Linked DNA regions of Mus musculus: region 1 is linked to region 2. Evidence: chromatin loops called from intact Hi-C (ENCODE). Cell type or tissue: gastrocnemius. All regions are shown on one strand. Links, peaks and the distances in the headings refer to the core of each region. The heading gives the core; the rest is flanking DNA.

Region 1 (9,279 bases), core at 2,562-5,061, 440 kb before region 2:
AAGGCATTGTGAGTGCACAATGGATGGTAAATAATCACGGAATGTTTTTATTAACGACAAAGGGGTAATCAGCACCATAATGAAGCTTGCAGATGAGACTAAACTGGGATTTATAACAAATACCAATTAGGAGACAGAGACAATGGAAAGAGACCCCCCACCCCAGAGGGAAAGTTACAACAAAGCAAGTTTCCGTTTTTGCAAAATAACCACAAATGCACCTGCGGAGGATGCACACTGTGGGGAAAGCCCAGAGTGTTTAAAGGGAGACAGTCCCCAGACACAGCATTTTTATGACAGGCACGAATGAACAGTACAATTGATGATGCCAAACATGAGATGGCAGGCACTGTGTTCTTCAATGAAGATGCAGTACACTGAAGCCCCTCATCTGGCTACACTTCAGGACCTACCCAAGATGCTAACTACCCAGGACCTCTTCCGTTTCATATGGACGCACCTCAGGCCTCCAAGCCCATCTTGCTGACTCCTCACCTCTGTTCTGATGATCTTCTCCATGCTCTCTCTGATGCGTCGTCAGCCCAAAGTCCTTGAAGTCCTCTATGCACTTGAGTGGCTGAATCATGTTCCAAATAGGCCCACTTACCTGCTTGCTGTTCAGTATAACCTGCAGTCCACCGGGGAAAGAATCATGAAGTGACCCTTGAGTGGGGGAAGGCCACATTTCAGGCCACACTAATAGGTTGTCTGACGTCTGTACTATTGTCCCCCAAATACACAATTGCTTTCTACCTTCTGTCCATTGAAATTCCACTCGGGGCCTGACCAAGCCTTGCAGAGCCCTCCCAGTCCCCTTTGTTCATATCATCCTCATGCATGCAAGAAATCTGTCCAAATTTACAAAACATTGTAAAAACTTACAAAAATAGGGTTCATGTTTTAGGTTTGGTTATGACAAAGAGGGGTGCTGGACTGGGCAGGTTAATGGTGCTGGGTGTTTACATCTAAGACTTTTTATATCTGAGTAGACCAAGAAGCACAACCAGCTATAACTCGTTCTCGGTGTCCCACCTTCTCCAGCCAAGTTTCGCCTCCTAATGATTCCAGGAAGCACCAGCACCTGGGACCACCTGCTCAAGCACACAAGCCCAAGGGCGTTCGTGTCACATTTAAACTAGAGAGGATAATGAGTGCTAAGGCATCAGGGTAAAGGGCGAGGACACCAGCTTTGCATCTGTGAGGAGGAAGGCACTCCCATCTGTCCTATGGAAACTGAAGAGAAGACCTTACACTTCCCGATACTGTGGAGAACTCAAATTCTGCCTGCTACCCATCCATTGAGTACCTGGCTACCAGCACTTCCACAGTCACATGGGATGGATGGATGGATGGATGGATGGATGGATGGATGGATGGATGGAATTTGAAGATGACAACATCTTCTCATAGAATTCTGCCAAGGGGTCCGTGGGTGGAGTCAATCTCTTCAGAGATCATATGCAACACAGAGAGTGCTCCCTGGAGGAGCAACTTGGAAGGAGGTAAATGATGGAGGAGATGAGAGGCTGGAGCAGGTTTGCCATGAGTTTGAGGCCAGCCTGGGCTGTGTGGCGAGTCCTCAGAGAACAGAAAGAAATCACAAGATGGAAGTCAGGAGGGAAGGAAGGAAGGAAGGAAGGGAGGGAGGGAGGGAGGGAGGGAGGGAGGGAGGGAGGGAGGGAGGGAGGAAGGAAGGAAGGAAGGAAGGAAGGAAGGAAGGAAGGAAGGAAGGAAGGAAGGAAGGAAGGAAGGAAATGGGACTGACTGTGTAACCGGAAGTGTTTAAAGCCTATTTCCTGCTTTAAATTTTTAATATTTTTATTTTTATTTTTATGTGCATTGATATTTTGCCTGCATATATATCTGTGTTAGGGTGTGGCATTCCCTGGAGTGGGAGTTACACAGGTGTGAGCTGCCATGCTGGGAATAGAACCCTGATCCTCTGGAAAAGTAGCCATTGCTCACAACTGCTGACCCATCTCTCCAGCCCCTATTCCTGCTTTTGAATGAGTTTAGTTTTTTTTTTTTAAGTTACTGTTTAGTGCTCTGAATATTCCATGGAAGAAGTACTCTTATGCTATGTTTAAGGCCTTGAATTCCTATTAAGTAAAAGGTACTGTTTTTCATTACAGAATTGCCTTGAAGAGTTATTAATGATCCAGAAGTCTCAGCCAATTAGAGCATCATGACTGGACTCCCCGCAATGGATCCCTTCTCTTTCCTGCTTCATCTTGTGTTTATTTTCTGTTTTCTGACCATTCTCTTTCCCCTAAGATTTTTAAAGTCTACAAAATACATGACTAACCTTAAGGATGCAGTTGGATGATTTTGTCTTTTTTATTTTCTGGAAAGATGCCTAGAAACAAGTACTCCAGAGACAGCTCTCTCTAGTGCACACATGCCACTATGTGTCACCATGGATGTCCCACAAGCTGGATATTTCCATTGTCCCCCAAACCTAGACTGGCTGGAAGAGACTCTCATCCCAGTGGGCTCTGAATTCCTTTTCTCTTACAAACTTCATCCAGAACACACCCAAAGCAAAATGGAGGGAAATGTGCAATGTGTTTTTTTCTGGAGTCCCAAATAACTGTTCCCTCTTTGGCTCTAGCATTTCTTTCTTTTCTTCACTACCCATGCCAGCATCCTTCACTGTTGTCCAAATCCCAAAACACTATGGAGCCCTTCTCATAGTCTCCTTTTACACGGAGAAACACCTGGCTTTCTCCAAGAGGCCTAGTAGAGACGTTCTCGGTCATATTCCACTTTCCATAACATGCATCCATCACACTGCCCCATGCCTGAGCAGCATCTGCTGATCCCTCCTTCTTCTCCTGACGCAGTAGGACAGTGTTGGCAACTGGATGGACTTCCACGTGTCTGTTTTCTTTCCGGAACCCGGTTCCTTGTAAGCAGAAGGCACCTGAGCTGACCCTGAGGGTTTCCATAGCATCTCAATGAATGAGGAACAAATGGTTTCAGACAAAGTAGATGGAGCGGGTGGGATCAACTGGGAAACTAATCTGTTTTGATGACATCACTAATTCATCACTAGTTCCCTTTGACTTCCCCTACCAGGGGTCACAGGTGGAGAGACTGGTATCTTTTCAGACCTCAGCTTCACTCTTAAGTCCGAGTGAACACCCAAGACCCAAGCAAACACAGCATATGGTGCTTTGACCACTCTTCTCCTCAAGCCGGTTCACGTCTATATTATTTTACCCGGTTTTATGCCTCTAAGTTGCTTTTGGGCTGCCAGTGTCAGCATGGAACCCTGATGGGAGCTTAGCTTCCCACCAGGCTTCAGTTGAATGTGTATGAATAGCCCATAGTAGCTGCTTCTATTGTTCCTGGAAGCCTTGTATTATTTAGAGAGCAATCAATCACTTTTCTGAGGCAGCCTGGGGAGCCAAGCCCACGGTGTGGTTGATGATGGCTTTTTCTTCCAAGATGAACAAAATAAAAAGCCTAGCCAAGGCTTTCCCGAAGACAGGCTTATCTCCCGCATTGATTGGCAACATTTCTACTCCAAGGTGGAATTCCATTACCAAACAGCCAGCTTACAGACACAGCTGAAGGTTGGCACCCCTGCTGCCAGGATCTGCGGACTCTTGGCACATTTGCTCTATGCAGCTCATGCTTCAGGCCCAGTGCTGAGGCTTATAGCTTTGTCTTGCATTTCCATTGCTAAAAGTAACATTGCTCCCAGATTACCCATGAATGTGCATTGCTAGAATTTCAGTAGTTGGTAGGAAGGAGTACTTAACACATAGTGGAGAATGTACTTCGTAGTGTTGATCTTTTATCTAAAAGAGGGTACTTAACAAATATCACTGGTATTTTAAATGCTTATGTATTTTATGCATATGAGTATTTCCCTCCATGTATGCCCATATACAATGTCTTGGAGTCAAGAAGGCATTGGATCCCCTGGAACTTAAAAATGTTTGTGAGCTACCATGTATGTGGGTGCTGGAACTGAAACCAAGTCTTCTACAAGAGCAACAAGTATTCTTAACCACTGAGAAATGCCTCCAGTCCCATCAAATATTGCCCATATTTAAATAGTACAAATCTGATAGCTATTGTTTCCCATCTGACTCTGAAGTAGGTAATAAAAAGAGGTACAAGAAATATGCCAGATAGCTACTATTTAATAAGACATAACTCCAAAATTCAGTAGCTTCAGTTGAAAATCATTTAATCATACAGGCTAGTGCAGTGATTCTCAACCTGTCGGTCACACCCATCAGAAAACACATATTTCCCATGGTCTTAGGAATCACCAACCATAAATTTATTTTTCTTGCTATTTTATAAGTGTAATTTTGCTACTAAACATGTCTCACTTCCTAAGACCATCTTAGGAATATGTGTTTTCCAATAGTTGAGATCCACAGGTTGAGATCCACTGGTCTAGTGGTACCGGTAAGAGGGTGGGGGCACAGTGAAACCTCTTAACTGGACTATTCCATGGATGAGATATAGGGTTCATTTGGGGAAACTCAAAGCTGCCATGGCTACCTCCCCAAGAATACAGAGAATAGCAAAAGGCAGCAAAAGCCTTGTCAGTTTTAAGGAGGCAAGTTTTAGGGCAGTGAGGAAGGGCATAGTAGCACTCAATGAAAACATGAATCCAGAATGGAAGACTGAGCTGTGTCAGGCTGGTAGGCACACTGTCATCAAGAGGGTTGTCATGGTTTGCATATTCTTGGCCCAGGGAGTGACACTATTAGAAAGTGTGGCCTTGTTGGAGTAGGTGTGAGTTTGGGCTTTAAGACCCTCATCCTAACTGTCCAATAGCCACCCTGCTAGCAGCCTTCAGATGAAGATGTAGAGCTCTCAGCTCCTCCTGCACCATGCCTGCCTGGATAGTGCTATGTTCCTCCCCTTGATGATAATGGACTAAACCTCCAAACACAAGCCCCTAAGCCAGCCCCAATTTAATGTTGTCCTTATAAGACTTGCGTTGGTCATGGTGTCTGTTCATAGCAGTAAAACCCTAACTAAGACAAGAGTGGAATATGAGAGGGGGACTCATCAGATGGAAGAGGAAGGACCAGGTGACCGTGCCCCAGAGTCTCTGCTCCATGAGAACGAGCAACCCTATTCCAGGTACACAGCCCTGTCTTCTCCCCATCATTTCTCATCCTGCTGTAGACTGGTGGCTGTTAGAGATCTGCCAGTTGCCCATGTACACTGGGGATCATCGGTGAGGCCCACACATCATCTTCCTAGCACTACACTCTGAAGCATTACTGAGCTGAGTATTGGGCAAAGAGAGAAAAGCTAAGAGGTTAGGCTTTGCCTAAACTGCTGAGGCATGGTCAGTCTTTCTGGGCTGGAGGCCCTTGTGTGGGCATTGATGCTGGATGAGAGCACAAAAATAGGATTGACAGATGCTGTGAGACAGACTTTTCTTGGGTCCTTGGGGAGATGTAACACACACAGACATACACACACACAATCACAAACAATCAAGCATGCACACACCTACTCATCCGAGAAAGGAAGCCCAGGATAGACCAATGTAACAGTTGCACCAATCAATTGGTGAACCAATGAGTGTTTTTTGGTTGGTTGGTTGGTTGGTTGGTTTGGTTATTTTTCCTGCGGTCTTCCAACTGGAGCATGGGTAAAGGAGTTCCTTGCAATGAGCAGGGATAACTCAAAGACAGCTGCATTGCCAGAAAGCCCAGCCTTCCCAACAGGATCCAACCATGCATCTGCAGTTTGTCTGGTCAGAGTTTTCGCTCCCTAAGAACTGTTTGCTTCCTTTTATTCTTTTGGTAGGGGCCCTGAAGAACCTTGAGGCTTCTTTCCTTCCTATAGACGTGAAACTTTACTTACCTCCTATTGACAACTGGCAGCTCCTGGACCTCCCCCCTCCTTCCAGGGCCTAGCATTCTGGTTTGGAGAGAATGGTTCCAGTTCAGAGGAGGTGTCATGTGCAACAGCAGCAGTCCAGACAGCAGAGAGATAGTTGAGCCTAGGCAGCTAGTTTGGAGCAAAGAGGACACACTTAAAAGCTGCTTGCAGGATGGATGTGGAAGACCATTCGAAGGGGACATGTGGCAGCCTCAAGGGCTCTGTTTGGGCTCCTGCTGTGGATGTTCAGGGTCTTGGGGGGGTTTGAATGCAGAGAAGGAGCAGAATGGAGAGGGGGGCACTGTGAGTTTAGTTAGGAACACGGAGAAGCCCAGTGGAAATCCCAGGTGCAGCCCGACCTAGAAGAAAGCCCAACAAGATAATGGGCACAAGGTTTGACTTTTGGGACCACTTTTGCATAGAAGGGCAGTAGGGCATCAGGAGGAGGTGTGCATGAGAGAGAGCAGGAGGTGTGCATGAAGGGCTATATCCAACAAGAATAGACTCAAGGCAGGAGAACAACACTGATGGAGAAGCAGCAGAGGGGACCATATTTCCCAGAATTCCCAGGTGGTAGAGGGAAATGCCATGAGTGGAAAATAAAATACCTCGAAGGAGCTCTGGATTTCCTCTAAGGTTGCAGAGGAAAGCTCTGTGGGATCTTGCTGAGAGCATTCATTATCTCTTACAGTAAGGAAGTAGTTGACGATCTTGTCAAATTCCATCTTCATGGAAGTAAATGGAGGATACAGACTGGTATAGGAGGAATGGTGGAGAGGGGGAGGCAAAGGACACATAACGAAGTCAAATGGTTGCAGGAAGTAGATTGATGCCAGAGAGAAATCTGCTTTTTTGAAAAAGGAAGGAAGGAAGGAAGGAAGGAAGGAAGGAAGGAAGGAAGGAAGGAAGGAAGGAAGGAAGGAAGGAAGGGAGAAAAATAAAATAGGCCTAAATACATCATAAATGTGTGTGCTAAATAATCAGGGGCAGGAGTTTGGAGGAGGTCCTGCAGTGAGTGAGGGGGTTTATGAGGAGAGAAATCTATAGATAGATAGATAGATAGATAGATAGATAGATAGATAGATAGATAGATAGATAGATAGATAGATAGGTAGGTAGGTAGGTAGGTAGGTAGGTAGGTAGGTAGGTAGGTAGGTAGGTAGGTAGAATAGCCAGCATGCAATGATCCAGCATGGCCAGCAGGTGGCATGGAAGCATCGTGTTTCAATATTTCTAGGATCTGTTTTGTTAGTAGTTTTGTTTGTTTGCTTCCTCTCTCTCTCTCTCTCTCTCTCTCTCTCTCTCTCTCTCTCTCTCTCTCTCTCTCTCTCTCTCTCTCTCTCTCTCTCTCTCTCTCTCTCTCTCTCTCTCTCACAATGGTTTGAGACATGGATTTTGTGTCTGTCCTTGTGCATTTCTTCTCACACCCGTCCTTTCCAACTTCTTGGGAAATATCTTCTCTATCATGATCCAAGGCAAGGCCCTGTCTCCAAGTGGGGTTTGAGTGGGGAGCTGGGGATGGATAGGATGGTCAGGTCGGCCTTCCTTTTCTCAGCTCACTAATTGGAGATCCCTCGAAGCTCTTCCTACTAAGGTCATCCTAGACGTGGCTCCACCACGCAGGAAGGTGGTGTCCCCTGGAAACAAATATCCTGAGTGGGGCCGGTGTCGGGGCTTCAAATCCTTTGTCCTTCACAAGCCTCGGCATGAGAAACGAAAGTTCAAGGACAGCCTGGGCAGTGAAGTAAGACCATGTCTCAAAGCATCAAGAAAAAGGACAGACGAGAGAGCCCACTGTCTGAGTGCTTGCCTAGTGTGGGTGAATAGGACAAAGAATTTCGCACACCCTGGGGAGGAGAATATACTCAGCTAGAGTCATCTTTCTAAATAAAACAAGTTTATTTGTTCATCATTCTAATTAAAGCAGGTACGTTTACCTGAACAACCTTCTTGAAGAGTATCTCTGTGAGGGCGTTAGCCACCAGTGACATAGGTTTTCCCCCATGCCATATGGCGATGGTACCACTACCATGGCCCAGGTAGACGCTGTTCATTCCCCATTCATTTTTCTGGTGAGGGTTCTCCACCCTTCACCCTTCAGAAGCAGCCCCAGTTGTGACAAAACTGTATCCTGTCTACATCCAGAACGTCACTGAGTTTCTCACACTTCCAAGTTCCGCGTTCCTGCCTTTTCACCCTGCTAATCATTTTCTCAATAGCGCATCTATTCTTCGCAGGCCTTGAGCACTTGTGAGGCAGGTGGGGTTGATATATCTGTAAGGCACCTTGGCATGAGTGCCAGGCCCTTTGTTAACCTCAGCGAGGTACAGTAGACCCGAATCCACGTGGCTGGAAACCATGGACCCTGCAGTGGGTCCGGCAAAGCATGTGAGTTCGCTAGGTCGGATAACTCCAGTCCAGTGTAAGGAAGGTTAGAATTAAAAGCCGCCGGAAGAAAAGGACGGGCTCTTGTGAGCCACACTTCACCAGGGACTTTAACAGGAGCTATGGCAGCACTTGCCCCTCCCATCCAATCGATTTGAGAATTGCATAAGTAGCTTTTCTATAAGTGGATTGTCTTCTCCATCCCAGAATTATCTCCCCCTGCTCTGCAAGCCCTCGTCGACTGAGCTCCTGGATAATGTCTGGTAATATTCATTACGAAATTTGATTCCTTTTAAGACGCGGCTTTCTCTGCGTTTCCTCTTTGATGATTTGGAACTGATGTCACTGACGTCTTGCAGCACTGTCAAACGGGCCGGGAGTCTCCAACTTCTTCCCTGATTCCTACTCCTGTTTAGAAACCTTTTGCTCTACTCAGGTGATGTGTGATGCTCCCCCACATACATCTTAGAAACCGGGATTGCTGGTGAGATGACTTACTGGACAAGAATAGGGTTCATTTGTAGCAGCTCTGTTTTGAGCACTGTCACACTGCTGGTGTCAGTGGAGATGAGACTTGAGCCCTTATCTTCCCCATCTTGGGATTCATTTATGATCTTCAGCCCAGCCTGGTCACCTTTGCTCTCTCTCTCCCTGTAGGTCTACGGTCACTGTTATTAGATCACTTCACAGCTTTTTGCTATAATCACCACCGGAAATGTAAAACCAGGTCTTGGTTCCATTCTCCAATCCCATTACTACCCGGCGAAGCAAACAAATGTGGCTTTCTTCAGCTCATCCATTTATTTTTCTTAATTTTATCTATTTAATTTCTTGAGTTGAACAATGTGATGACCATTTATTCTTGGTTGTCAACTTGACAACATCTGGAATTAACTAAAATCCCAAAATGGCTAGACACACCTGAGAGGGATGGGTTTTTTTTTTTGTTTGTTTGTTTTTGTTTTTTGTTTTTTGTTTTTTTAATAAGAAAAGCTAGGGAGATCCACTTCTGATCATGGTCTTTGG
Region 2 (9,279 bases), core at 3,828-6,327:
CCTACTGTTCAGAACATGGAGGTTACTTGTGTAATATGTGCTTAGATTTAATCTATAATATTAATATCGTCTCCTTCCTCTCTTAAGTCCAGTAAATCAACAGTGCAGTAAGAGGCGCTGTGTTTCATGGTGGCTGCCAATTTCCACAGGATAAATATTCCAACCGTGGGGTAGGATGTCAGTGAACACAAAGTTGGAAGGAGATGAACAAAAGCACATTTGACTTTTTAATAATGGCCATATTTAGCAGCCAACTTCCAAGATCCTAAAAATGGAACAATAAGCTCCTGTCGGCTGATGGAAAACGAGTCAAGCTCTGTGTTACACCTGATTGTCTCATAGGCCTCACTTCTCTTCCACGGCAAATATATATCACATCCCAGCTGTGTGTCTACAAATAGGCAAAAGCACGTGGATTTCCAGAATCTGACTTACACAGAGCTTAATAAAACATTGAACAATTGAACTGGACAGACACATACTGAGTGAGGCTAATAGGAAAAGTGAAATACTGGCCCAAGGACAGGTTAATAACATTTGAGCTGCTTTTTTGCTTTATGCCAAGGGGGATTTACTAGGATAACATGACCTACAAGGAGAGCGAGAGCTCTTGATGTTGAGCTAATTAGAAAAAAGCAAGAGGCTGGGCCTGAGCTTAGACTTGGGTGAAGATTTAGAGAGATGAAGAGCAGAAAGCAAGGTTTTTCATTATAGGTTAAAGGCAGACTTATGGATTGACAGCTAATCATGGTACAGTAAATTTTATACCTTGAAATGTTTTGAAAGATGCAAAGGTATGCTCTAAAAGTTATTCATCTTTAGAACAACTAGAGAGGGACAGATAAATCTAAAACACTGTGGTACTTAGTGGCTTTAAATCATTTCATTCTAAAATAGATCTGAAAAAAAATAATCATTCTTAGTCTAGTATACCCCCAAAGGCCTCCAAAATAATACAGGCTCCTGTCAGGTTTGTTTTCGTTGCCCACTAGACTAGAGAATACGGTCCCATTGTTGAAGACATCATATAGCTGGAACTGAGCTGACAGCATCATCTTGCTGCCTGCCTTTCAGCATGCTGGAATGTGTTATGAAGGCTTCTGGAGGGGAAGAGGCCTCAACTATGGTACTCAGTTGTAAACTCTTCAAGCCAGGAAACCAACCTGCCAGACAAGATGCACCCACCTTTGTAATGGTGTCATGGCTGTTGTGTGGTAACCAGCTACTTTCTAGATAGATTTGAATCCCATTCCATCAGAGGGGGAGCTCAGTCCTGGTACTATAGGCCTGGTTAACAGTTCATGCCTGAGGAGGTTGCAGGCCCAGGTGAGTAAATTATAATTCTCGTGTGTCTAAGTTGACGTAGCTTCAAATTACTACATAAGTTTTCATGTTTTGGCCTAAATGTTCAAGTGACTCGCGTATCTTTACTGATAGAAGCCTCTTTTTGCAGTGAAGGGCAGCGAATTCAGATACCCATGGCTGCCAAAGGTGCTGGTAATTAATATCAGCTAAGGTCTAGCCCTAAACAAAATGCTTATGATGCCACTCTAAGGCTCAGAAAACTTATGGAAGGGGACAGAAAGTATGAAAGAGTGAGAAAATGTGATGATAGGCTGCAAAAGTCCATCTTCTAGACTGGACACAACCACATTGCAATTGTGAACTCAGAACAACCTCAGTTACCCACACTGGGCTATTATGATACCTGTCAACAATCAGCCACAGAAGTTGAAGAGCACACGAGTCCCACCACTTAGTGATGAACTATTGGCCATGGTAGATTCTAGGAGAGGTGAAGCTGTTATCTTCAGTTGTCTACCCATTTCTGAGCCCTCCAGGCTCCAGTAGATAATGCCAAACATGTGATCACACAGGTAGATAATCCTGGTTAAACTCAGTGGATCACAAAGCAAAACTAGTAGACATGAATGGGATTTGTAATAAGGAGGGGAATGTGCAAGCAGAGTAAAGAGATGGGCAAGGTTAGGAATGAGGGTGATTTGAATGCAGGGTGTATGTATATGAAAGTGTAAAAGAACAAATTTAATTAATAGTACAAATTTTGAGAAAAACAAATTTTTCCTTATATACTACATTTTTGAATATTTTATAAAATAAGAGCAATAAAGGTTTTCCGAATAATCAAAAATGTGTTTATAAGGCAATGGAGATAGGGGTTAGAGAGATGGCTCAGTGCTTAAGAGCACTCACTGGTTTGGCAGAAGACCCAGGATCACTTCCTAGGACCCACATAGTTCGTGGCTCACAGTTGCCTATAACCATAGTTCCAGGGATCCCATTGCCTTTGTCTGGCCTCCTTGGGTCCCTGCACACACATGATGCACATACAGTCATGAGCAATGGCTATGTCTTTTTCACACACACACACAAATAATAAGCTAATAAGTAAATCTTCAGAAGAGAGTGTTGATATAGAAGAAAACCTGGCCTTTTCCTTTGGAGTTTTAGAGAGAGAAGGAATAAATAGGAGGAGGCACACCAGAGAAGGTCAAAAAATAATGGCTTGGCTATAGTTTACTTCCTTCTGTAAGCTGGTACTTGGATGACTTTCCTGTTTGGCCCAAGCCTCTCCGTGTGCATCTGTGGTGAGAGGTGGGAGAGGACTGTTATTCATTGGAACCAGGAAAGACAAATTCACCTTCTCATGTTTCAGAGTAAAATGGAAAAGATCAAGATCTATATAAAATATATGATATAAAATATATCAGCTACTTATATACTCCGTATAAACAGGTCAGAAGATAGCAATGTCAAATCTCCAACAGTGGAAATAAAATATATAACTGACCAAAAAAGTAAGAATAGAAAAACCTGTCTCTAAATGACCAAAATAGAAGGTGTTCAATCCCATGAGAAATATAGTCAGCAAGATGGCATCTTCTCTTCCTAGAATGTGCGGACACTGTGGCGCATTTCCTCTCATCGTCTCTGCAGGTAGATAAGTGAGGCATCTGCACACAGGACTTCGAGTTGCCAGTGTGCAAATCAGCTTCACATGCACTGAGGCTATTGGCCAAGAAATATTCCAAGTACTGATAGTCCCTGAAGGGGGAATTCAAACTCTACCCTGTGATTGCCATTTGTGTGAGACAAGACTCAAATTTAGACCAATGGAGAAAGAGTTAACTGAGTGTTGGCCCATCTGTTGATCTACTTAGCTGTGTATTAGAAATATTGCTGACAATAACCACAGAATGGAGACACATCAAATCGTTTGGTGAAGTTAACACTGACTCATGGGCCAAAGATAGTTCAAAGACTGTATTTGTCTACGTCTTTGAATTTTTTATACTAAGCAAGTCTTGCTTTTATGAACTGAAAAACAATCAGACTTAGGAATGACATGAACTGCTTCAGAGGAGAGCATGCAAGGTTTGGTCTAGAAAGACCCAGAACAGTGTTGTTCTGAGTCTCTGTCACCTGTTGGGCGATGTTGGTCTTCTGCAGTATGCATTCTTATATCTCTTAAACAGCGCAGGTATTTACAGGGGTGCAGTGAAGACTGGAATTTAACGTTTCTCATGCATAACTCAAGCTCATTTTCATCACCCACAATCCATCTAAATGGTACCCAGCAATGTGATAGAAGACCCGAGTAAATTCTTGTTCAGCTTCATTAACTCCATGAGAAAGCCTCTATGTGTATCCCCCACCTGGTGTGGGTCAAGTCAATAGAAGGCTGCCCAGCCTTTTGAACAAAGATATGCTCCCGTGTGCACTCTTGGGATTCTCCCATGCATCTGTTAGAAAGGATGGGGAGTATAAGTCTGCCAAAAACCTCACCATCTACAGTACCAACCTGAGTTACTCAGAAAAAAATTTAAAGTGGATAGTGTTTGTAAGCTCACCCCCACCTGGAGTCCCCCGGGGGCACTGAGTTGGAGAAGTGGGGCTGAGCTGTAAGAGCAAGACTGAGAATCATGGCAGCCCCTCTGACTGCATACCACACAGCGACTCCCCAGGATGCAAAGGCAGCAACCAAACAGCACAAATTGGAAAGAGGAAAAAAAGTGTGAAATCTGCTCTGGGCCATCAGAGGAGGCTGATGTAATCCGGGTTGACTCCAGGGACAGTAATGGTGCCAGCTATGGAGGCCACATGGCTTCTAATGAGGCCAGGCCCAGTTGCAGCTCAGAAGAGTGGGTGAGCAAGCCAAATCTCACCCAAGGACAGAAGCAGCCCTGACAGCTGGTGAGTGAATTAACTTCAGGCAAACCAAGTGGACCCAGGTGGTGGGACATTTCGAATCTTTCCCTTCTGGTGGAAACAGAACAAAACATTGCATGGAACACAGCCACCATGGCCTTTTTTAAAATTTTTCCTTTGATTTCTTCTGACAGATTTCTTGGAGGAGGGGGCAAATAAGAGGGAATAGCTCTAAGACCCACCCGGACAGACATCAGTGACATGGCAGTGCTAAAGGTTGCTTAGAAAGGGCTATTTGAGAGATGGAGCATCCCTACTGAGTGAGATCAAGGCAGTGTCCAACATGGTTGAAGGACACCTTGTCAGATGACTTAACTCTTGAGGAGAAGGACCGCCATGGATGGTAATCAGTGCTCCTAAATTGCTGACCCCAGGCATTTGCACAGACGACTTTTTTCCCCTCCATTTTCATAACTAAATGGCTGTCTTCCCTCCCTGAGCTTCTCACCCTAGAAGTGCCCTGCAGGGGCTGCCATTCTTAAGTTGGGTAGACACCTACTTCCTACAGAATTCAGCCAATAGGCTGAGCCTGGTAGTTTGAAAGCCATCCTGCCACCTGGTGGTTGTATCCCTAAATTGCAAGGGCAGGTCTCTAAAGACGTGAATTTATAAAATAAAAAACATTAAACCATTTTGACAAATGTCAGAGAGACATGAGCATTTCAAAAGGATGGGCAAAATAAAAAATAAGCATATGTTGTGAAAGAAAATAGCCTCACTGATGAGAAAGAGACCAAATCAAACGTGAGTGGGCAGACAGGAAACACAGAAAGCGAACACAGCACTGGGTGTGGGCAAGAGACACCCAGCCCCCCTGATTCTGGTTATTCCAGGAAGATCTGTCACATTGCCGAGGCTGAGGTTAGCATGGTTCCTACACAGCCTGAGGAGGCAAAAGGTTATGACAGCATTTTGGGCCTCTGCATGATAGATAGTACAGAGACCTCTTTATTAGAATGTCAGTACGCCTAGTTTCCTTTTATTTCTTTATCTCACATTTATTTGTTTATCTTTTTTTTCTGTCACCAGTTGTGCCCTGTGTTTAGATCACAGACTGCACATGCAAGTCAAAGTCACCAGGGAGAGGCAAAAGAAAACTAAGTGAGAAAATGCCCAGAGAATCCAGAGCAGCAACAGAGCAAGCCTAAGCTTCGATGAGAACAGGGATAGCCCAGCTCACTTCCAGGGCAGGTCTCACAGGAAGCAGCATCTTACCAACAGTGTCTTGATGGCGGCAAGGGGAGGGGAGGAATAACAGGATGGAACAGGAACATGGTGAGAAAGTGGGATGAGACATCGATTGTTAAAGCAGAGAGAATATAAAATAAAGGGAGTTAGAGCAGGGCAAACAGCAAAATAGAGTGGTGTACGCTTTTAGTGCCTGCATTTGTCAGGCAGAGGCAGGAGAAACTCTGAGTTTGACGAAAGCTTGGTGTCCATCACAAGTTTCAGAATGGGAAGAGTAAGCACTTAAAACTCCAGACTCCGGAAGGGGAGGCAAGTAGGCTGACCACTGGAGGTCACTGGTCGGCCATCCTAGTCTACTTGGCAGGCTGTGAGAGACCCTGTCCCAAAACAGTCAGGGGTCAGGAATTAGAGGACACTTGATAAAGGACACAACTCACTCACATGAAAACACATGCACACGTACACACATGAGAAGGGGTCCATCCTTGAAAATGCCAGAAAGAAAATATTTCACGTAGAGAGGGGGCTGAGGCCTGCAAAGGCTCACAGTAACCAAAGGACACAGGGACTTTGAAGTTCACCCTGACAAATCTGGAATCTCACTGGAGAATTTTAAACAAGAGAGCATCAGCTACCTGGAACACACAGATAACGACTGTAAAGATCACTCCTGGGGCCCTGAGAATTTCAGAGGCTCTGACTGTAAAACCCAGAGAGGCCTTCTGAAAAGCCACTGTGGCTCTTCAGGAGGAAGGCATCTCCAGAGCTCTTCAATGCCAGGCATCTACCATTGGTTTGGGGCATTTAGCTAACATATGCAGGTCATGTGAGGGGTTCCCATGGTACACACAAATGCTGGTGAAAACCTGAAGTTGACTTTCTGACTTCCTGGTGACCATTTTAGCACCATCACAATGAAAAGACACAATGCAATCCATTTGGGGATAATCACTATAGAGTGTTTTAATCCCCTAGGCATGAGGTCTGTGGTTGCCCATCACAGATTTCAACTCCTATTTTTTTCTCTTATCTCTGTTCTCCCTCCCACTTCTCAGCTTCAAGATGCCTGTCTCCTCTTTTGCTCTGTTTAGAGACAGTCTTTAGAGTAAGACCTAAGGAGGCTTGATCTGGTATTATACAGACTCTTCCAAGGGAGTCAGCTAAACAGGGAACCTGTAAACCATGCATGAGCACTGTGGCAAAGATGGCCTCACTTCTGACTCGGATCTCCAGGTTGGTCTGAGAACATATCATTTTACTTGGCTGGTTTCCAGAAAATTATTTACCTATGCTTATTTATGTGTCAGCCCATGAAGCTGGCAAACCACAAAGAAAGCCTCTTTTCCCCCACATACTAGCCAGCATTTCTGGTGTGAACCTCAGAAGAAGTGGGCAGTCTCTTCTTAAAGAACTTGAAGACCTTGACATTTTTCCAGCATAGGAATTTGAGGTCTGCCATTGACGAGAGAAAAAAAAAAAAAAGCGCTTCCAACTAGTGGTAAGAGTAAAAGTGTGTATGCCCCTCCTTAGAATTGGGAACAAAACACCCATGGAAGGAGTTACAGAGACAAAGTTTGGAGCTGAGATGAAAGGATGGACCATGTAGAGACTGCCATATCCAGGGATCCACCCCATAATCAGCATCCAAACGCTGACACCATTGCAAACACTAGCAAGATTTTATTGAAAGGACCCAGATGTAGCTGTCTCTTGTGAGACTATGCCGGGGCCTAGCAAACACAGAAGTGGATGCTCACAGTCAGCTAATGGATGGATCACAGGGCTCCCAATGGAGGAGCTAGAGAAAGTACCCAAGGAGCTAAAGGGATCTGCAACCCTATAGGTGGAACAACATTATGAACTAACCAGTACCCCGGAGCTCTTGACTCTAGCTGCATATGTATCAAAAGATGGCCTAGTCGGCCATCACTGGAAAGAGTGACCCATTGGACATGCAAACTTTATATGCCCCAGTACAGGGGAACGCCAGGGCCAAAAAGGGGGAGTGGGTGGGTAGGGGAGTGGGGGTGGGTGGGTATGGGGGGACTTTTGGTATAGCATTGGAAATGTAAATGAGCTAAATACCTAATAAAAATGGGAAAAAAGGAGTAAAAGTGTGGAGGGGGCAAAGATGGGGCCCTCTGGCTTGGCCCATTGTTCTCATCATCAGGATTGTCTGACCTTTACTGAAAGCTCTACAACACTTGTGTAGCATTGACAGTACAGGTCATAGATGGTGTGTGATACCCTGTACAGAGTTCCTCTCCTCATCTTTCCACCTTTGTCTCCTCTCACTATGCTACCCACTACTCTCCATAGTTTCATTGCTTCTGAAAAAATAAGATAAATGATAGACAGACAGATAGACAAACAGATAGATAGATGATAGATGGATAGATAGATGATGGATAGATAGAGGATTGAGCACATGTAGTATACTAATGTATATCAGACACTGCTTTTTCTGAGTCCTCCAAAAAGCCTTTCTCCTATATTGGAACCATGAACTAAGGATCCTTTACAACTACGGAAATTATCCCTTTGAAGAGTATTACAGAAAGAGCAAGGACCACGTGGAAAGCCATGTTTGGAATTGCAGAAAGCAAGCTTCAACTCTGACCCAAATCCTTGCCAATGCTGTTCAGTTGAACCAGTTAGAAGTGTCACTGAACCTTTATTTCAACATTTGCAAAGAAAAATATCAAGTGGCCCAGAGGATCTATGCATGAATGATTGGATGAATCACAGCCAACTATTACCTGAGTCAGATTCGGGACTTTATGTAGAAAATGGAAAGTTCCCTTACCAAACTGGATCAGCTCTCAAACCCAGTCCCACTCTACATTGTTTTTCTGGTTTTTAATTCTTGAGCTTAGTTGCTCTGAACAAAATCTCCCTCATTGCTGGCCCCTCTGCCGTGTGTGTGTGTGTGTGTGTGTTTCCCCCTCTCCCCTTCTTTCACTGTTTTCTATTCATTCCTTTCATCTTTCTTTCCTTGCTTCTTTTTATTTATTTTTCTTCTTCTATTATACCAAATAAGTCCTGATAAAGATGAGGATCATGTCAAGGTGAATCTTCAGTAAACAAAACCACTTTAATAAATATCAAGGCATCTCAACAATGACAGATCAACATAGATGACAGAAATTTGGTAGGAAGACATTTAGTTTCCAAAACATGTTTCAGGGAACCAAATATCAGATTAGCTGCAGATGTCCCTGTCCATGGCCATGTGTGTTCCTAGAGACAGTTAGCCCATACTCAGTTGTCCTTGTCTGGGCAGTTTTGATTAAGGAACCCTCCCTGTCACCTCTGATGGGTCTTGAAGATAACTGAGCACTTCTTGATTCCCTATATATTTGTGTGTGTTTCAGGTGTGATAGCCAAGTGTAGCCTGCCCTGCTGTCCTCAGTACATCTCCTGCCTGAAGCTTAGACTTAGAAGCAAGAACATGTCATTTCTTGTTCCCAGGCCAGGACTCCATCATGTCCATTTTTCCCATGAAGTCTTGGCACTAGCCTCTTCTTTAATGGAGGAGGCTCCTCTGGATGATACAGAGAACTCTCAGTGGGAACTAGACTTAAATTCATGATTCTCTTCTTACTCTCAATTTTCTTTTCTTGGTTGAGTGTCAAAGTCATCAGACAACTTACATTTCACATAGACTATCACATACAAACAGAAGGAACAACGCTACAGTATTTGCTGAGCATGAGGGACACAATGGCCAGTGCCAGGCACCTCACATTATCATAGCCCAAATGATGCAGTCCAACTTTAGGTCCAGTGGGACTGGGGCTCACATGACATCTTTATACATCTCAAGTTACTGACAAATGCTCTTCTGCCCCACTATTTCGT

The links. A loop is a pair of places that touch in the nucleus more often than their neighbours do. Peaks named below come from ENCODE experiments on the same cell type or tissue, not always from the same donor. Only the 100,000 strongest peaks of a DNase experiment are listed, where the experiment ranks them.
Region 1: it touches region 2 in a loop (2.8-fold over the local background); 5 of 42 quality-filtered maps call a loop at or near these places.

What each region holds. Positions count from the first base shown.
Region 1 is chr12:26,293,994-26,303,272 of GRCm38, reverse strand. No RefSeq gene overlaps it. Among named protein-coding and RNA genes, the nearest start is that of Gm29968, 46 kb to the right of the region's middle. In gastrocnemius, for the core only: no CTCF peak of the experiment used is centred there; a DNase peak (open chromatin) is centred at 3,588.
Region 2 is chr12:25,860,078-25,869,356 of GRCm38, reverse strand. No RefSeq gene overlaps it. Among named protein-coding and RNA genes, the nearest start is that of Gm29835, 110 kb to the left of the region's middle. In gastrocnemius, for the core only: a CTCF peak has its summit at 4,807 (motif pointing left); DNase peaks (open chromatin) are centred at 4,101, 4,764, 5,051 and 5,788.